Regions from separate parts of the Homo sapiens genome. Here regions 2 and 3 are each linked to region 1. Evidence: chromatin contacts called from ENCODE Hi-C or POLR2A ChIA-PET data. All regions are on one chromosome and are shown on one strand. The core of a region is the stretch at or near the end of the contact, and the rest is flanking DNA. Distances in the headings are between cores, read along the strand shown.

Evidence for each region. Hi-C counts contacts between places; a loop is a spot of excess contacts on that map. ChIA-PET counts read pairs that join two places held with the same protein, here RNA polymerase II (POLR2A). Pooled maps may share reads with other maps.
Region 2: a map of GM12878 shows a loop between it and region 1 (7-fold over the local background). The contact joins two enhancer-like sites. A Hi-C loop is called at or near these places in 1 of 168 maps with a recorded cell type or tissue (GM12878), 1 of 37 single-sample maps with no recorded cell type and 5 of 50 pooled maps. POLR2A ChIA-PET finds 5 or more read pairs at or near these places in 2 of 52 experiments (H1 and Panc1).
Region 3: a loop to region 1 is called in a pooled map, with 3 times the contacts of the local background. The contact joins the promoter of SYNM-AS1 here to the enhancer-like site in region 1. A Hi-C loop is called at or near these places in 3 of 37 single-sample maps with no recorded cell type and 2 of 50 pooled maps. POLR2A ChIA-PET finds 5 or more read pairs at or near these places in 2 of 52 experiments (WTC11 and activated T-cell).

The regions. Positions count from the first base shown.
Region 1 is chr15:98,982,151-98,984,850 of GRCh38, reverse strand. All of the region lies in intron 2 of PGPEP1L (pyroglutamyl-peptidase I like), which reads left to right. Among named protein-coding and RNA genes, the nearest start is that of PGPEP1L, 24 kb to the left of the region's middle. Within about 2 kb of position 1,395, at least 10 of the 41 ENCODE cell types and tissues checked have a DNase peak (open chromatin) inside an H3K27ac peak, as active enhancers do; they include GM12878, where a contact is called at or near this core.
Region 2 is chr15:99,075,585-99,078,284 of GRCh38, reverse strand. No RefSeq gene overlaps it. Among named protein-coding and RNA genes, the nearest start is that of SYNM, 28 kb to the left of the region's middle. Within about 2 kb of position 1,449, at least 12 of the 41 ENCODE cell types and tissues checked have a DNase peak (open chromatin) inside an H3K27ac peak, as active enhancers do; they include GM12878, where a contact is called at or near this core.
Region 3 is chr15:99,104,531-99,107,230 of GRCh38, reverse strand. It overlaps SYNM-AS1 (SYNM antisense RNA 1), which reads left to right and starts at 1,354. Exons shown (of 3, transcript NR_187219.1): 1 at 1,354-1,543. It overlaps SYNM (synemin), which reads right to left and starts at 2,151. Exons shown (of 4, transcript NM_145728.3): 1 at 1,222-2,151. The coding sequence starts at 2,031. RefSeq lists silencers at 1,042-1,211, 1,492-2,401.

The sequences.
Region 1 (2,700 bases), core at 146-2,645:
TTTCCCCTTCTTGGTGGTATTTTCGTCTGGGCAGAGTTCATTGCAACCTCTTTAGAAGCTCTCTTCACTATCAATCTGCAGGACCACTGTCTCTTCCTGGGCTATCCTGGGTCACTCCAGGTCCTCCACTAACATGTCTGTAGGATCCACTGGGATTCTGGTTTGGGACCTCATTCGTAGTACCCACTGAAAGTGCCAGTATACAGCCAAAAGTGTCCATAGTAGGTATAATCATCTAAGTGGCTGTATTAAGGTAATGTTCATGGACGTTCATTTGACCCATTACACGGATATAGAAATAGACTTAGATGGGCTGAATAATGAACAAAAGGGCACATGGCATCTTGAGTCAATACAAGCGTCTCACTGTCTCTAGGGTCCTGTGTAACATATCCCCATCTCCACCAAGGGCCCGGCTATGTGTTCACTAGATACATGAATGAATAGTTTTCTTTTCTATCCTCCTGCATTCTCCCAGCAAGAGTCAATTTTATCAATATCAAGAGCATTACCAAGCAATGTTTAAAGAGTACTTACTCCAGGCCGAGCACGGTGGCTCAGGCCTGTAATCCCAGCACTTTGGGAGGCCACGGTGGGTGGTTCACAAGGTCAGGAGATCGAGACCATCTTGGCTAACATGGTGAAACTCTGTCTCTGCTAAAATACAAAAAAATTAGCCGGGCGTGGTGGTGGGCGCCTGTAGTCCCAGCTACTTGGGAGGCTGAGGCAGGAGAATGGTGTGAACCCGGGAAGCAGATCTTGCAGTGAGCTGCGCCACTGCACTCCAGCCTGGGCGACAGAGTGAGACTCAAAATAGAAAAAAAAAAAAAAAAAAAAAAAAGACTACTTACTCCACTGCCAGGCATTATAAATGGGAACTCATGGAATTATAGATAGTAAGGAAAAAAATGTTCAATTTTACACCGCAGCATTTTGCCTCTAAGAGAGGTGAGCTTTTAACAAATAACTCAAATGCATTTTTATTGTGGTTGCTCATGAATGGGAAAAGGATATTTTGAAAAGAAGAAAAATACAGACAGATTATTATACATGCTAAAAGTTCACAAGGAAAAGAGGCAGTTCCTACAAACTCCCAGAAAAGCGACTTAATGCTGTTTGCAGTATGTGCCAAAATATTTAACATTGAGCCAGACTAGGACGGGCACTCTTCCCTTCTTAGTCTCAAGTTTTACATAGTGACCTGTGCAGTAGTTACATCATTATTCCCTGGTTTCTGGATACTCTAATTTTGGAGCCACTACCACCTCATATTCATTCAAAAGAAATTACATGCTTAGCTCTTAAGTGCCTCAGCCTGGTGAGTCAGCAAATAAAACAAGGGTTTTTGAAAACACACCCAGGGTCAGTTGGGCCAAGACATTACGTAACTGCACTTAAAATACAGCCTAGGCAGCCAAGAGGTCAGGGCTCTTCTCATATTTGATAAACTTGACATGCAGAATAATTTCTCTTTGCCCCAAAGATGAGGTGGCCTGGTGCCTTTCTTACATGTTGCTTTAAATAATAATAATAATAATGAATAAAGAGCCGTGAATCAGAACAGTCAAAGAATTTCTAAGCTGAACGGTGCTTTAGGATGAAAGCTGAGTCCTGTTCAGGGATAGGAAAGTAACTGCAAACCTTTCCAAGTGAAAGAAAATTGTTTCTCTTGATTCTTCTTTTTTTTTTTTTCCCAAGAGAACCTTTATTCTTCCCACCAAATCCCAGGACAAAACCTTTTTCCAACCTAGGTGAATACAAACACATATATGACAGACATTTTTCCAATTAGTCCAGAGTGGGTTTGTTTTGTTTTCTTGACTAAAATGAGAAAGCCTCAGGCTGGGTGCGGTGGCTCACGCCTATAATCCCAGCACTTTGGGAGGCTGAGGCAGGTGGATCACTTGAGGCCAGGAGTTTGAGACCAGCCTGGCCAACAGGGTGAGACCCTGTGTCTACTAAAAACACAAAAATCAGCTGGGCGTGGTGGCTGGTGCCTATAATCCCAGCTACTCAGGAGGCTAAGGGATGAGAATTACTCAAACCCGGGAGGCGGAGGTTGCAGTGAGCCAAGATCATGCCCCCGCACTCCAGCCTGGGCAACAGAGCAAGACTCTGTCTCAAAAAAAAAAAAAAAAAAAAAAAAAAAAGCCTCAGATAAAAATAACCAGAGTGAGGAGGAAGGGAGACCTCAGACATCTCTCTAGTTTACACAGACCTCACCTATGATAGCCCCCAGCTCAGCGTCAACCATGTCCTGGGCACCCGCTTCAGTGGGTTATCTGAACATTGGCCTCCACGGTTGGATAACCCAAATGCACTTTCCCATGACGTCTTACACCTCCTTTTTTCAGTCTGGTGACTGTAGTGTGAGCCCCACCTTGTTAGTGGGAAGAGAAGTAACCAAGTGGTGATACACAGTTCACTCTGGCCTTGGAACAGCATGAAATAGGACTGTCCTTGCATTCTCACTTCGAAATGACACAAGAATCCACAAGAATCCACAAGAATATGGGGACTGTGTGAGTCCATGGCAAAGAGCCTGTGCTCTCATAGTCCCAGTCGCCTGCACAAGGGGCCGCACTCCAGGGAGCTCCCAAGGATCGAGGCGAGTGCAGATGGAATCCACACCTTGGTGGAGGAGACCCCACGGTCCACATGCATGGAGGGTGTCTGCTGTGGCTTCACAGTCCTCCCCAC
Region 2 (2,700 bases), core at 200-2,699, 93 kb before region 1:
TCAACCATTGTGAAAAGCAGAGTGGCGATTCCCAAAAGAGCTAAAAACAGAACCACCATTCGACCCAGCAATCCCATTACTGGGTATATACCCAAAGGAATATAAATCATTCTATTATAAAGATACATGCACATTATGTTCACTGAAGCACTATTCACAATAGCAAAAACATGGAATCAACCTAAATGCCCATCAATAGTAGACTTTATAAAGAAGATATGGTACATATACACCATGAAATACCATACAGCCATAAAAAAGAACAAGATCATGCCATTTGCAGAAACATGGATGGAGCTGGAGGCCATTATCCTTAGCAAACTAACACAGGAATAGAAAACCAAATACTGCATGTTCTCACTTATAAGTGGGAGTCCAACGATGAGAAGACATGGACACAAAAAAGAGAACAGACACTGAGGACCACCTAAGGGTGGAGGGAGGAAGGAGGAAGAAGATCAGAAAAAAATAACTATTGGGAACTACGCTTCATACTGGGGTGACAAAATAGTCTGTACGTCAAACCTCCATAACATGAGTTTACCTATATAACAAACCTGCGCATATACCCCTGAACCTAAAATAAAAGTTTTTTAAAAAGAAAATGAGTTAGATCTAGCGTATTGACTATATGAGATATCCATAACATATTAAGTTGAAAAAGCAATGTTAAAGTACTACTGTAAGCCAGGCATGGTGGCTCATGCCTGTAATCCCAATACTTTGGGAGGCTGAGGTAGGTGGATCACTTGAGGTCAGGAGTTCAAGACAGCCTGGCCAACATGGCAAAACCCCATCTGTACTAAAAATACAAAAATTAGCCGAGCGTGGTGGCACACGCCTGTAGTCCCAGTTACTCGGGAGGCTGAGGCACAAGAATCGCTTGGACCCAGGAAGCAGAGGTTGCAGTGAGCCGAGATCTCACCACTGCACTCCAGCCTGGGGGACAGAGTGAGACCCTGTCTAAACAAAATCAATAAAATCCAAGTATGAAGAAGAAGGAAAAAAGCAACCTCTATATATGCTTTATACAGGAAATGTTTTTTATGATACATGTGATTTATAATCACTGCATAAAGTGTTTCTACCTTTTAATCCATTGTTTTGGTTGCAAAGGTCACCAGTTCTCAAGCTTGGCTGCCCTTTGGAATCACCTGGGGATTTTTAAAAACGCTGATGTCTGGGCCCTACATCCAGAGATTCTGATTTAATTGTGATGGGGTACGGCCTGGACATCAGATTTTTAAAGGCTCCTCAGGTGATTTTCATGTGAAGCAAACCCTGAGGACCAGTGGCATAGATAACTGAGGTCTGAAGCCCAATTTTGGAATAGTTTGACATATGACCTGTGAAGCTATTTTTGCAATTGTCCTGTTAACCACTAGATGGCGTGTTATCCACACTACAGCATTTCGACAACCAGGGTTTTGCCGAACTCTTGGGGAGGTGAAGGACGGAGGCAAGCAGGAAGCAACCAAGGATCGAACGGAACAGACCTGGGACCAGGAATTGTGCCAGATTCGGGCCTCATCCTGCATCACGTAGTGAGCATACAGCTTTTTTTTAAGTTCTGGGGGAAAAAATTATCATCATTAAGCCTGACTTTCCTTCAAGTCAGAGAGGAGCTGCTCCTTAGTCTCTTCCTGTTTCAGTGTCTTTTCTTGGATGTGAGTTACAGAAAGTCATTCTTTGTGGAAAGGCCACACCCTCTGTTGTTTGGCTGCAAGGGTGAAATGGAAGGATGCTCTTTGGAAATCTCTTAATTAAAAGTAAATAATTGACTGTGTAGTAAACAGCCAGAGGGGCAATATTTAAACCCTATTTATAGATTCAGATTAGTGGTGGGAGTAAATAGGACAGTCAGGAGAAAACTTAAATTAAGAAGATTCCCGTCACCCTCACACACAAGAGTGTGATTTTTTTTTCTGAAAACAAATACCTCTGGGCTTCATTTTTCTCCCTTTGATCTCAAAATAAACACCAACCTCCACACTTCTTGGTCATGCACTGCTGGTTCATTAAAGAGCCATATGCTGATTTCCTGTGAGTGTTTAACACGTCATGATTAAGGGCAAAGTCAAGAAACAATTTAAGGACAATTTTTCAATAAAATTAGCTCCAAAACTAAGTGTAATTACTGTCAGTGTTTCTATTATTTGGACTTTTTCCCATCAGAATGTATAAATAGTGTTTTTAATGAATATACAAATTATATGTTTCTGAGAACCAAGAACTCTGACTCCATGAGGAGACAGATAGTGTCTGTATCCCAGGGCAGGTAATTAATGTGAAGGATTCGAGATTTCCTTTGTAGCTATTCATCTATAAAGCAGCCTGTGAGCCATGAGGCCCTGCGGACCATCCCATCAAAAATCTCAGCCAAAATTTGTATCAGTTAGGGTTCTCCGAGAACCAGAAGCAACAGGATATATCATATATGATGAAGAAGCAACTCACATGATAATGGAGGCTGAGAAGTCCCCAGATCTGCTGTTGGCAAGCTGGACACACAAGAAAGCTGATGGTATTGTTCCAGTCTTGAGGCCAAAGACCTGAGACCAGGAGAGGCAATAATGTAAGTTCCAGTTCAAGTCCAATTCCAAAGGCAAAGGACTGATGACCCAGCTCAAAGACCAGAGAGTGAAGCTGATGACCCAGCTCAAAGACCAGAGAGTGAAGCTGATGACCCAGCTCAAAGAC
Region 3 (2,700 bases), core at 105-2,604, 120 kb before region 1:
GCTCTAGCTATGGCAAAGCCCCAAGAGAACACTTTGAAAAGTTATGAGGCGGAAGCCAAACAAAACCCACAACTCAAAAGATTAAATCCCAATGTAGTACCATATTGCATTCTATGATTTCCCATCTAGCCTGTAGCTCTTTGCATACTGAAAGTCTAGGGCAGTGCTGGGGACCCAGGGAGAATCAACAGGTATTTACTCATCACCTGTGGATACCTGTCACATCACCGCAGTCATTCCATATGACAACCCCCATGTTCCTCTCACTTCTAATTTTTAAAAGTCAGTCTCAAATCTTTAACTCACAGCTGCAAACTGTACTCTTAAAATATTTGTGAAATTGTGCAGATGTTATTTCCATCTGTCCTTTTGAGAACTACTGATAGTGTGATTTGGGAATATTTCCAATTCTGGCTGAGGCAGGGCAGGGCGAGGGCCAAACGCTAGGGCTGGACTGGGCATAGTTTACATCAGCCACAGGTGTCACCCCGCCGGTGTCAGAGGGTTTGCTTCCCTGAAATAGTAACTGTTTATATCACTCTGCACTTGTAATAACATCCTGCCAAAGGGCCCCACTTTCCCACAACTTTTACACTACGCAGAGATCTGACGTCAGCGTGTGCTGTGAGCAAAACATCTTCGATCAAGCTCTGTTCTGCATGAGGGTTGCTGCCCCTCCCAAGATCAAACAAGGCAGCCGCCCAGAGAGCCACAACTGCGGCTTCCAACTGGGAAATCATATTGGCAAAATAAAAACCGTTTTGGAAATTAATTTGAGTTTTCCCCTGAGGAGCGCTATAGACAGCGGGGCTACCATAAGCCGTCACTTCTGCAAGTGAGAGAGGTTTCTCGGTTGACTCTTAGATCTGGGTCTACTGAGTCTACGGAGCACGGAAAATGGAAGGAAAACCTAGAGCTAACAGGGTGGCCTATCAGGATGCGCCCAGTCACGCTTGTCAAGAGTTAAAGCAGCTGCCACCTAACCCCATGACGAGGACGGGGCTATCCGCTAGGACCTGCCGCCCCGCGCTCGCCCGCTGAGTCGATGGACCAGCGGACCGAGTCCGGGTCCCCATGCCATTCGGGCACCCTCTGGGCGGGCCCTACCGGTCCGCGACGCCGCGCCCCTGGTGAAGGGGCCGCTGCCCCACGCCGTCAAGGGCAGGGTGCTGGGGCGACGGCAGCGGGTATGGGGTCAGCGCGCCATCCCCGCGCACGGACCTGCCGCTCCTCGGCCTGTATCCCGTACTCCTCGCGCATCCGCAGCAGCGCGTCCTCCAGCCGCGCGCGCAGCTGCTCCAACCCGAGCGCCTCGCGCCGCAGCGCCTCTGCCTCCTGCGCGCACAGCCGCGTCTCTTCCTCCGCCTGGAGTCTGCTCTCCTGGCCGCGCCGCAGCGCCTCCTCCAGCTCGCGCACCTCGTCCTCGTACAGCTGCACCGTCTCCCGCCACGACTCGGCCACCAGCAGTGCGTAGCTGTCGTGCACCTCCCGCAGGCGTGGCGGCGGCGCGGCGGGGCCGGTGGCGCGGGCGCGGAAATGCATGGTAAGGCTGGCGGCGCGCGCGCGCAGCTCCCTCACGTCGCGTTCGTGGGCCGCGTCGAGGCCTCGGCGCTCGGCCTGCAGCCGGCCCAGCAGCGCCTCGAGGGCGGCGCGCGCGCCCAGCGCCTCCTGCAGCTCGCGCTGCTGCGCACCCAGCTCGGCGTCCAGGCGGCCGCGGGCGGCGCGCTCCTCCGCATCCAGGCGCTGCAGCTCCCGCAGCTCGCGCCGCAGAGCGTCCCGCTCGCCCTCCGCCAGCGCAGTGGCCCAGCTCAGCTCGTCCAGCTGCTGCCGCAAGCTGCGCGCCTCCTCGGCGCAGCGGGCCTGCCCCTCGGCCCACAGGCCCTCTCGCCCGCGCCGGCCGCGCAGCTCCTCCTCCAGGAGTAGGTTTTCGCGCTCCAGCTCCCGCACCCGACACACGTAGTCATAGAGCCGGGCGTTGAGCTCCTGGAGCTCGGCCTTCTCGGGGCCCGTCTGCAGCCGCCAGGACAGCATCTTGCCGGGCGTGCGGGGTTCTCGCGGCTGGCCGGCTCCCTCCTGCCCTGGTCTTGTCCCGGTCTCGTCCTCTCCGCCGCGACGCTCCGGCCTCGCCGCTGCCCCGGAGGCCCGCAGACTGGGACGCGAGCGGGAGAGCCCAGGCACTTAGCGGACGGGGCGGGCAGACTGGGCGGGCGGCCTGGGCGAGGGCCGCGGCCTCCAGCCAATCAGAGCGCGGCCCGGCGCGGCCTCTGCGGCCGCACAGCGCCCCCTGCCGCACCTTGGCGGCCGCAGGTGGTCGGTGCGGGCAGTCGGGTAACAGCGGGCGGGGTGGCGGGCTAGCCAGGCCGGGCTCAGCGAAGGGACGCCGGAGAGGGCGTCCGGGAGCATACGAGTGTCCTGGCCTTGGTGGATGGAAATAGAAGCCTATTGAGTTGCTGTGGTGCTGGCGATTTTGGAGCGACTTCTTACCCGAGGCCCTGGAGATTGGTGGCTTTTCTATTTTTAAAAAAACGATATGGGCCGGGCGCGGTGGCTCAGGCCTATAATCCCAGCATTTTGGGAAGCCGAGGTGGGAGGCTCGCTTGAGCCCAGGAGTTCGAGACCAGCCTGAGCAACATAGAGAGACCCTGTCTCTACCAAAAAAAAAAAAAAAAAAAAAATATATATATATATATATATATATGG